Regions from separate parts of the Homo sapiens genome. Here region 1 is linked to region 2. A link is an interaction called in ENCODE POLR2A ChIA-PET data of the cell type or tissue named here. Cell type or tissue: HepG2. All regions are shown on one strand. Links, peaks and the distances in the headings refer to the core of each region. The heading gives the core; the rest is flanking DNA.

The links. Peaks named below come from ENCODE experiments on the same cell type or tissue, not always from the same donor. Only the 100,000 strongest peaks of a DNase experiment are listed, where the experiment ranks them.
Region 1: POLR2A ChIA-PET joins it to region 2 with 5 read pairs; 2 of 35 experiments call an interaction of 5 or more read pairs at or near these places.

The regions. Positions count from the first base shown.
Region 1 is chr3:128,706,483-128,710,878 of GRCh38, reverse strand. No RefSeq gene overlaps it. Among named protein-coding and RNA genes, the nearest start is that of RAB7A, 18 kb to the left of the region's middle. In HepG2, for the core only: no CTCF peak of the experiment used is centred there; a DNase peak (open chromatin) is centred at 2,668; H3K27me3 peaks cover 854 bases.
Region 2 is chr3:129,147,343-129,151,738 of GRCh38, reverse strand. All of the region lies in intron 5 of ISY1-RAB43 (ISY1-RAB43 readthrough), which reads left to right. All of the region lies in intron 5 of ISY1 (ISY1 spliceosome associated protein), which reads left to right. Among named protein-coding and RNA genes, the nearest start is that of ISY1, 12 kb to the left of the region's middle. In HepG2, for the core only: no CTCF peak of the experiment used is centred there; no DNase peak of the experiment used is centred there.

The DNA.
Region 1 (4,396 bases), core at 280-4,279, 440 kb after region 2:
TAAACTGTGCTTGAGAAACTGTATTTCTGGGCCAGTTGCGGTGGCTCACGCCTGTAATCCCTGAACTTTGGGAGGCCCAGGTGGGCGGATCACTTGAGGTCAGGAGTTGGAGACCAGCCTGGCCAATGTGGTGAAACCCCATCTCTACTAAAAATAGAAAAAATTAGCTATGCGTGGTGGCAGGCACCTGTAATCCCAGCTACTCAGGAGGCTGAGGCCAGAAGAATCACTTGAACCCGGGAGGTGGAGGTTGCAGTGAGCAGAGATCACTCCACTGCACTCCAGCCTGAGTGACAGAGCAAGACTCCATCTCAAAAAAAAAAAAAAAGTAATTGTATTTCTGCCTCGGCCACAAATACAGTGTCTCTGCTGCAAATACAGTGTGGTAAAGGAAGCAAAGGAGCTAGGATGACCCAGTAGAGGCACTTAATATAGCCAGAAAGTTAGAGTAGTCAAGCAGGGCTTTCCTGAGGAGACAGTGCTGAGGTGGCTCATGAAGGGTAAGAATCTGTTGGGCAAAGGAAGAGGAAGGTTGTTGCCAGCAAAGGGACCACCATGTGCGGAGGTTTGGTGAAAAGAGAGCATGTCATAAATCGTCCCAGAAAGTGCTGATATATTTATTGCCAAAGGGACAGAGTTAGAGTGAAGGAAGCAGGAACAGCAAAGAAACCCAAGCAGAAAGATCAGGTCATGCCAGGTGGTGAAAGCCTGGACTCGAATGTTTAAGAGGGACTTTTCCTGTTTTCCTGGTATTGACGATGGAGATCCAAAATTTATGACAAATAGTGCTGTGGACCTCACGCTTAAGGATGATTCAAAGACTCTGTTGAGATTGGGGCAAGAACATGCCCCAGGTATGTACAAAGAGGTGGCAGAACCGGCCCTACTACAATCACTCATCCCTCCCCACCCCCAATATGAGCACAAGTGTGAGAAGAAGTGACAGAGGTAATCCATGCTAGTCACTGCCCACTGGGGAATACTAGGGTTTTCTTTCCTTCCTCACTATTGCCAAAGTGAGGGGATTCTAGAAAACTTATTCTGAAAGCCTCGGAGGCAGTGCTATCAGCAGGGAAGATGAGCATCTCATTTCCCAGTGGAACCTCCAATGAGGCAGCAGATGGGTCGATCCTGCCCTCTGCCTCCCTGGAGAGGGAAGGAAGAGTGAGGTAGCCAGAGGGAGGTGGGGGGGTACTAGGAGGGATGGAGGGGGGGGCGCGGGGGCGGGGTGTGGCGGGGCAGGAGGAGACTGCAGGGGAGCTGCCTGCAAAGCCTCAAGCTTCAGGGAAGAGAACAAGGAGGACTTTCCCAGAGTGTAGCACTGGGCTTGAGCCATTGTATCAGTTATCTATTGCTGCAACACAAAACACCTCAAAACTTAGTACCTTAAAGCAATAGTCATTTATTATGTTGTGATTTCTGTGGGCTAGGGGTTCCGACAGGGCACGGTGTGAATGACTTATCTCTACTACATCATGCTTGGGGCCTCAGCTGAAAATCTCAAGGGCTGGGGCCTAGAGCCATCTGAAGCCTTGTCTGGGGCTGGAGGGCCTGCTTCCAAGGTGGTTCGCTGGAGTGGCTGGCAAACTGGTGCTGACAACTGGGCTTCTCTCCACAGGGTTGCTTGAGTGTCCTCAAGGCAGGGCAGCTGACCTCACCCCGAGAGAACAAGCCAAAGGCCCAAGGTAGCACCGCAGGGTCTCATATGACCAAGCCTCAGAAGTCATGCACTGTCCCTCTGACAGAATGCTGCCTGTCACCCAGGCCAGCTTTGATTCAGTGTGAGAGGAGACTACAGATGGACATGAACACCAGTGGGTATGCACCACTGGGGCCAACCCAGAGGCCGAAGATCACATGCATCTTGCTGGCTTCTCACCCAGAAGGACTGGCCTGGGAATGGGGAGCCCTGGAGAGGAGCTGAGGGGGCAAGAAGACATCAAACCCGAGGCAGGTCTCTCTCCTTATGGCCCTGAGCTGGGAGGAAGGCCCCACAGTGTTCTGTGGATAACGTGCAGGTGCCCTATGTGAGACTCTGGGCACACAGAGGGCGCTGATGGCCAGTGAGCATAGCCGGAGAAGCAGAAGTGACCCCATATCATCTATGAAGAAGACTTCTGGCCAGGCATGGTGGCTCAGACCCATAATCCCAGCATTTTGGGAGGCCAAGCTGGGCAGATGGCTTGAGCCCAGGAGTTTGAAACCAGCCTGGGCAACCTGGTGAAACCTCATCCCTACAAGAAGTACAAAAATTAGCTGGATGTGGTGGCATGTGCCTGTGGTCCCAGCTACTCAGTAGACTGAGGCAGAAGGATCACTTGATCCCAGGAGGTTGAGGGTGCAGTAAGCTGTGATCATGCCACTCTACTCCAGCCTGGGTGACAGAGCAAGACTTTGTCTAACAAAATAAAAATAAAAAATTAGCTGACCATGCTGCCACGTGCCTGTGATCCCAGCTACTCAGGAGGCTATGGTGAGAGGATTGCTTGAGCCCAGGAGTTTGAGGCTACAGTGAGCTATGATTGCACCACTGCACTTCAGTCTGGGCAAGAGTGAGACCTTGTCTAAAAAAAAAAAAACAAACAAAAACACTCCTTTCCCAACTACTGTCACCTTTGTCATAAATCAGATGACAGTATGTTAATGTGTCTATTTCTAGACTCTGTCCTGTCCTATTGATCTGTTTGCCTGTCCTTATGCCAATACCACACTGTACTATATTTACATAATATGTGTATTATATTTACATAACGGGTCCTAATATCTGGTGGTGTAAGCCCTCCAACTTTTTCTTCCTCTGACAGATTGCCTTGGCAATCTGAGGTCATCTCCAGCCCTGACTGGGGAGGGATCCACTTTGAAGCTCAGCAGTTCATCCCCTGCCTGCTGGTTGGTGTCTGGAGACATCAGTTCCTTGCCACATGGACCTCTCCACAGGGCTGCTCATGCACATGACACGGCAACCAGCTTCCCTGGGGGGAGGATGCGAGTAACAGAGAGAAGGAGGGACCCAGAGTCTCCATCATGGGAGCCATCGTGTCACAGCTTAATATCGGAAGTAACATTCTATCATTTCTGCTGTATTCTGTTTGTTAGAAGTGAGGAATCAAATCTGGCCCACACCAGAGGGGAGAGGTTTACACAAGAATGTGACTATCAGAAGGTGAGAATCACTGGGGGTCATCTTACAGGCTGCTGACCTACCACATGTACAAAACAGATTGCTTTGTAACCTACTTTTTTTTATTATTAAGATATAATTCAGCCAGGCGTGGTGGCTCACGCCTGTAATCCCAACACTTTGGGAGACCGAGGTGGGCAGATCACCTGAGGCCAGGATGGTCTTGAACGCCTGACCTCATGATCCACCCTCCTTGGCCTCCCAAAGTGCTGAGATTACAGGCGTGAGCCACCACACCCAGCCCTCTTTTTTTTTTTTTTTTTTTTGAGATGGAGTCTTGCTCTGTCGCCCAGGCTGCAGTGCAGTGGCGCAATCTCGGCTCACTGCAAGCTCCGCCTCCCGGGTTCACACCATTCTCCTGCCTTAGCCTCCCAAGTAGCTGGGACTACAGGTGCCCGCCACGATGCCCAGCTAACTTTTTGTATTTTTTTAGTAGAGACGGGGCTTCACTCTGTTAGCCAGGATTGTCTCGATCTCCTCACCTTGTGATCCATCCGCCTTGGCCTCCCAAAGTGCTGAGATGACAGGCGTGAGCCACCGTGCCCGGCCTTTTTTTTTGAATGGCATTATAACTAGATGAACTTCTTCAAATATGACTAATTATTCTACAGTATGATATTTTCATGGCTGATTAGGATTCCATCCTATAAATAAATTATTGCTTATTTAGCAACCACCTCCCAAATGTGCTGCTGAAGCTAGTTTGCACTGAGTCTCAAGAGCCGCTTATGAATATCTCTTTCCAATTCTGTGTTAGTGAAATTCCATCGGTACCTTGAAATCAGCCTGGCAAAAATGTTTACATCACAGAAATTGGCAAAAGCTCTAGAACGTTCATCCCCACTCACAACCAACAGGCAGCTATCAAACATTTAACTTGCTTTGTCATGGGGAGGTTCCTGGTAAGAGTTCTGGGGGCAGGCACCACAACAGAGAGCCACATCGAGACCACATTTTATTCATTGTGTATCCCTGAGACTCAGCAGAAGGCCTACCACATATTAGGTGATAAGGACATTTTCTTCTTTTTGTGTATGTGTTTCTTGACATGGTTGGATTCCCAATCTGAGTACCATTTTATAATCCTTCTCGATTTAGTATTACTTCAAAGCTTCTTATACATTGACACATAATTGTCATTATTTTAACGGCTGTAATTTTCCTTTGAATCAATAAGTCATTAGTTCTTTAACCTCTTCCATGTTGACTTACTCT
Region 2 (4,396 bases), core at 254-4,253:
GCCAGTGCGGTAAAGTAAAAAAAGGAAATAAAAGGCATAAAGATTAGAAAATAATAAGTAAAACTGTCTTTATTGTAACATAGAAAATCCTATATAATTTTCTTTTTTTTGAGATGGAGTCTCGCTCTGTCACCCAGGCTGAAGTACAGTGGTGCAGTCTCGGCTCACTGCAACCTCTGTCCCCTGGGTTCAAGCGATTCTCCTGCCTCAGCCTCCTGAGTAGCTGGGACTACAGGCATGTGCCACCATGCCCGGCCAATTTTTGTATTTTTACTAGAGACAGAGTTTCGCCATGTTGGCCAGCCTGGTCTCGAACTCCCAACCTCAGGTGATCCACCCGCCTCTGCCTCCCAAAGTACTGGGATTACAGGCATGAGCCACCATGCCCACCTAAAATCCTACATAATTTTCTATGTAGAAAATCCCAAGGAACCTACAGAAAGACTTCTAAAATGGATAAGTGAATTTATCAAGATCACAGAAAAGAAGTTCAATATACAGAATTATATATATACACACACACCCCATATATATTCATATATATATTTTTATATATTTATATATATTTTTATATATTTATATATTTTATATATTTATATATATATATATTTTTTTTTGAGACAGAGTCTTCCTCTGTCACCCACGCTGGAGTGCAGTGGCCCAGTCTCGGCTCACTGCAACCTCTGCCTCCCAGGTTCAAGCTATTCTGCCTCAGCCTCTCGAGTAGCTGGGACTACAGGCATCCACCACCACACCTGGCTGATTTTTGTATTTTTAGTAGAGACAGAGTTTCACCATGTTGGCTAGGCTGGTCTGGAACTTCTGGGCTCAAGTGATATCTGCCTGCTTCAGCCTCCCAAAGTACTGGGATTACAGGTGTGAGCCACCATGCTCAGCTTCAAAATTATATTTTTATATACTAACATTGAACAGCTGGAAATACAACATTTTTTTAAAGTGCTATTTACAAAAGCACCAAAACACAAGAAATAACTTAGGTATAAATCTTTTTAATTTTAATTTTATTTATTTATTTTTTTGAGATGGAGTCTTGCTCTGGCGTCCAGGCTGGAGTGCAGCTCACTGCAAGCTCCGCCCCCCAGGTTCATGCCATTCTCCTGCCTCAGCCTCCCGAGTAGCTGGGACTACAGGCGCCCACCACCACGTCTGGCTAATTTTTTTTGTATTTTTAGTAGAGACGAGGTTTCACCATGTTAGCCAGGATGGTCTCGATCTCCTGACCTCGTGATCCACCCGCCTTGGCCTCCCAAAGTGCTGGGATTACAGGCATGAGCCACCGCGCCTGGCCATACTTAGGTATAAATCTAACAAAATACAGTCAGGATCTGTATGCTGAAAACTAGGATGCGATGACTAAAGAAACCAAAGAAGACCCGAATGAATGGGGAGATACACTGTGCTGTTGTATGGGAAGACTTAACACAGTACAGATGTTAATTCTTTCTCTCTTCCAATATATCACAATCAAAATTCTAACAGGATTTTTTGTTTACATTGACATTCTATGTCTGAAATTTAATTGGAAAGGCAAAGGAACTAGAATAGCCAAAACAATTTTGAAAAGGAACAAAATTGGAGCATTCATTCCACCTGATTTCAAGATGTAATAGAAAGCTCCAGCTTCCAGATAATGTGGTATTGGTGAAAGGACAGGGCACATAGACCAAAGAAACAGAATTAGAAGTCCAGAAATAGAGCCACACATAAATGGTCAGTTGACTTTTTCTTTTTTTTTTTTTTTTTTGAGATAGAGCCTTTCTCTGTCACCCAGCCTGGAGTACAGTGGTGCAGTCATAGCTCACTGCAGCGTCCACCTCTTGGGCTCAAGTGATCCTTTTGCCTCAAACTCTCATGTAGCTGAGACTGCAGACGCATGCCACCATGCCTGGCTAATTTTTTTCTTTCTTTCTTTTTTTTTTTTTTTTTTTTGAGTTGGAGTCTTGCTCTTTCGCCCAGGCTGGAGTGCAGTGGTACGATCTTGGCTCACTGCCTCCAGGGTTTAAGCGATTCGCCTGCCTCAGCCTCCCAAGTAGCTGGGACTACAAGTGTGTGCCACCATGCATAGCTGATTTTTTTTGTGTATATATATATATATATATATATATATTTTTTTTTTTTTTTTTTTTTTTTTTTAGTAGAGACGGGGTTTCACTGTGTTAGCCAGGATGGTCTCCATCTCTTGACCTCCTGATCCACACACCTTGGCCTCCCAAAGTGCTGGGACTACAGGCGTGAGCTGCTGTGCCCAGCATGCCTGGCTAATTTTTTTTTTTTTTTTTTTTTTTTTTTTGAGATAGAGTTTTGTTCTTGTCGCCAGGCTGGAGTGTGGTGGCGTGATCTCAGCTCACCACACCTCCACCTCCCGGGTACAAGTGATTCTCCTGCCTCAGCCTCCCAAGTAGCTGGGATTACATGCATGTGTCACCATACCCAGCTAATTGTATTTTTAGTAGAGATAGGGTTTATCCTTGTTTGTCAAACTGGTCTCGAACTCCCAACCTCAAGTGATCTGCCTGCCTCGGCCTCCCAAAGTGCTGGGATTACAGGTGTGAGCCACTGTGCCCAGCCCTGCCTGGCTAATTTTTAAGTTTTTGGTAAAGATGGGCTCTTGTTATGTTGCCCAGGCTGGACTTGAGCAGTCTTCCTGTCTGTGTCTCCCAAAGTATTGGGATTACAGGCATAAGCCACTATGTCTGGTTTGGTCAGTTGACTTTTGACAAAGTTATGAAAACAATTCAATGGAGAAGGGGATGACAAATAACTCTTAAAAATTCATCGATTAGAAAATATAATTTGTTTTAAGAAGTGGGCAAAATTTTGAACAGATACTTTACCAAAGAAAATATGTAGGGTGGGCATGGTGGCTCACGCCTGTAATCCTAGCAGTTTGGGAGGCCGAGATGGGTGGATCACTTGAGGCCAGGAGTTTGAGACCAGCCTGGCCAACATGGCAAAATCCCATCTCTACTAAAAATAAATACAAAAATTAGCTGGGTGTGGTGGCTCACGCCTGTAATCCCAACTACTTGGGAGGCTGAGGCATGAGGATAGCTTGAACCTGAGAGGCAGAGGTCGCAGTGAGCTGAGATTGTACCACTGCACTCCAGCCTGGGCAACAGAGTGAGACTGTCTCAAAACATAAAATAAAATGTAGATGCAAATGAGCATCTTTTCATGTGTTTAACATAATAGTCATAAAGGAAATGCAGATTAAAACAACAGTGGGATACTACACACTTAATAGAATGACTTACACAAATAGTGACCATGCCAAGTGCTGGTGAATATGTGAAGTAATGAACTCTCATGCACTGCTAGTGAGGAGGCAAAATGGAACAGTTACTTTAGAATGGGGTTTGGTGGTTTCTTATAAAGTTAAACATACACTTAACCTATGATCCATCAATTCCACTCCTAGGTATTTCTCCAAGAGAAATGTAATACTTTTCTGTTACACAAAAACTCATACATAATGTTTATAGTAGCCCCAAAACTGGAAGCAACCCAAAGGTCCTTCTGGTGAATGGATAAACAAACTGAGGTGTGTCTATAAAATAAAATAATACTCAGTAGTAAAAACAAACATATAGGCTAGGCACCGTGGCTTATGCCTGTAATCCCCAGCACTTTGGGAGACCAAGGTGGGAGGATCGCTTTGAGTCCAGGAGTTGGAGACCAGCTTGGGCAACATAGTAAGGCCTCATCTCTGTAAATAATAATAATAATTAAAGTAAATAAAATTAAAACATATCGATGAATAAATAAAAATAAAAAAAATAAATAAAACATTTCAACTCAGCCTAATGCTGAGTGAAAGAAACAAAACTCAAAATACTGCATAATTTTTGATCCATTTATATGATGTTCTGGAAAAGCAAAATTATAGGAACAGAATAAATTGTGTTTACTGGTGGCCAAAAGTTGGGTAGGGGGAGGGGTTGACTATAGTGATGCATAAGGGAATGTTTTGGGGCGATGGAACTTTTCTGTGTCTTAATTATGGTGATGATTACATGATTATATGCATTTGTGAAAACTCACATAATTGTGTACCAAAAAGTATTGTTTTTATATGTAGATTTTGGAAAGTCAATAAAAAAAATAAAACTTGTGATTCTTGTTTTCTCCAAGATGCCTTGGCTTTGCTTTGGGAGAGGCTTCTGGAATCCTCTCCCTTTGCTTTGGTTGAGGCCCTCAGAGGATTGGGCTGCCTTGAGTTCTCTGTGTCTTTAGCACTGGAAAGTCTCACCATGGTGGTGGCAGGTCTTTTTTCTTTCTTAATAGAACAGAACGTGGGAGTGGGAGGTTCTAAAATGTATTTTTTTTATTTTTTTATTTTTTGTGAGACAGTCTTGCCCTGTCACCCAGGCTGGAG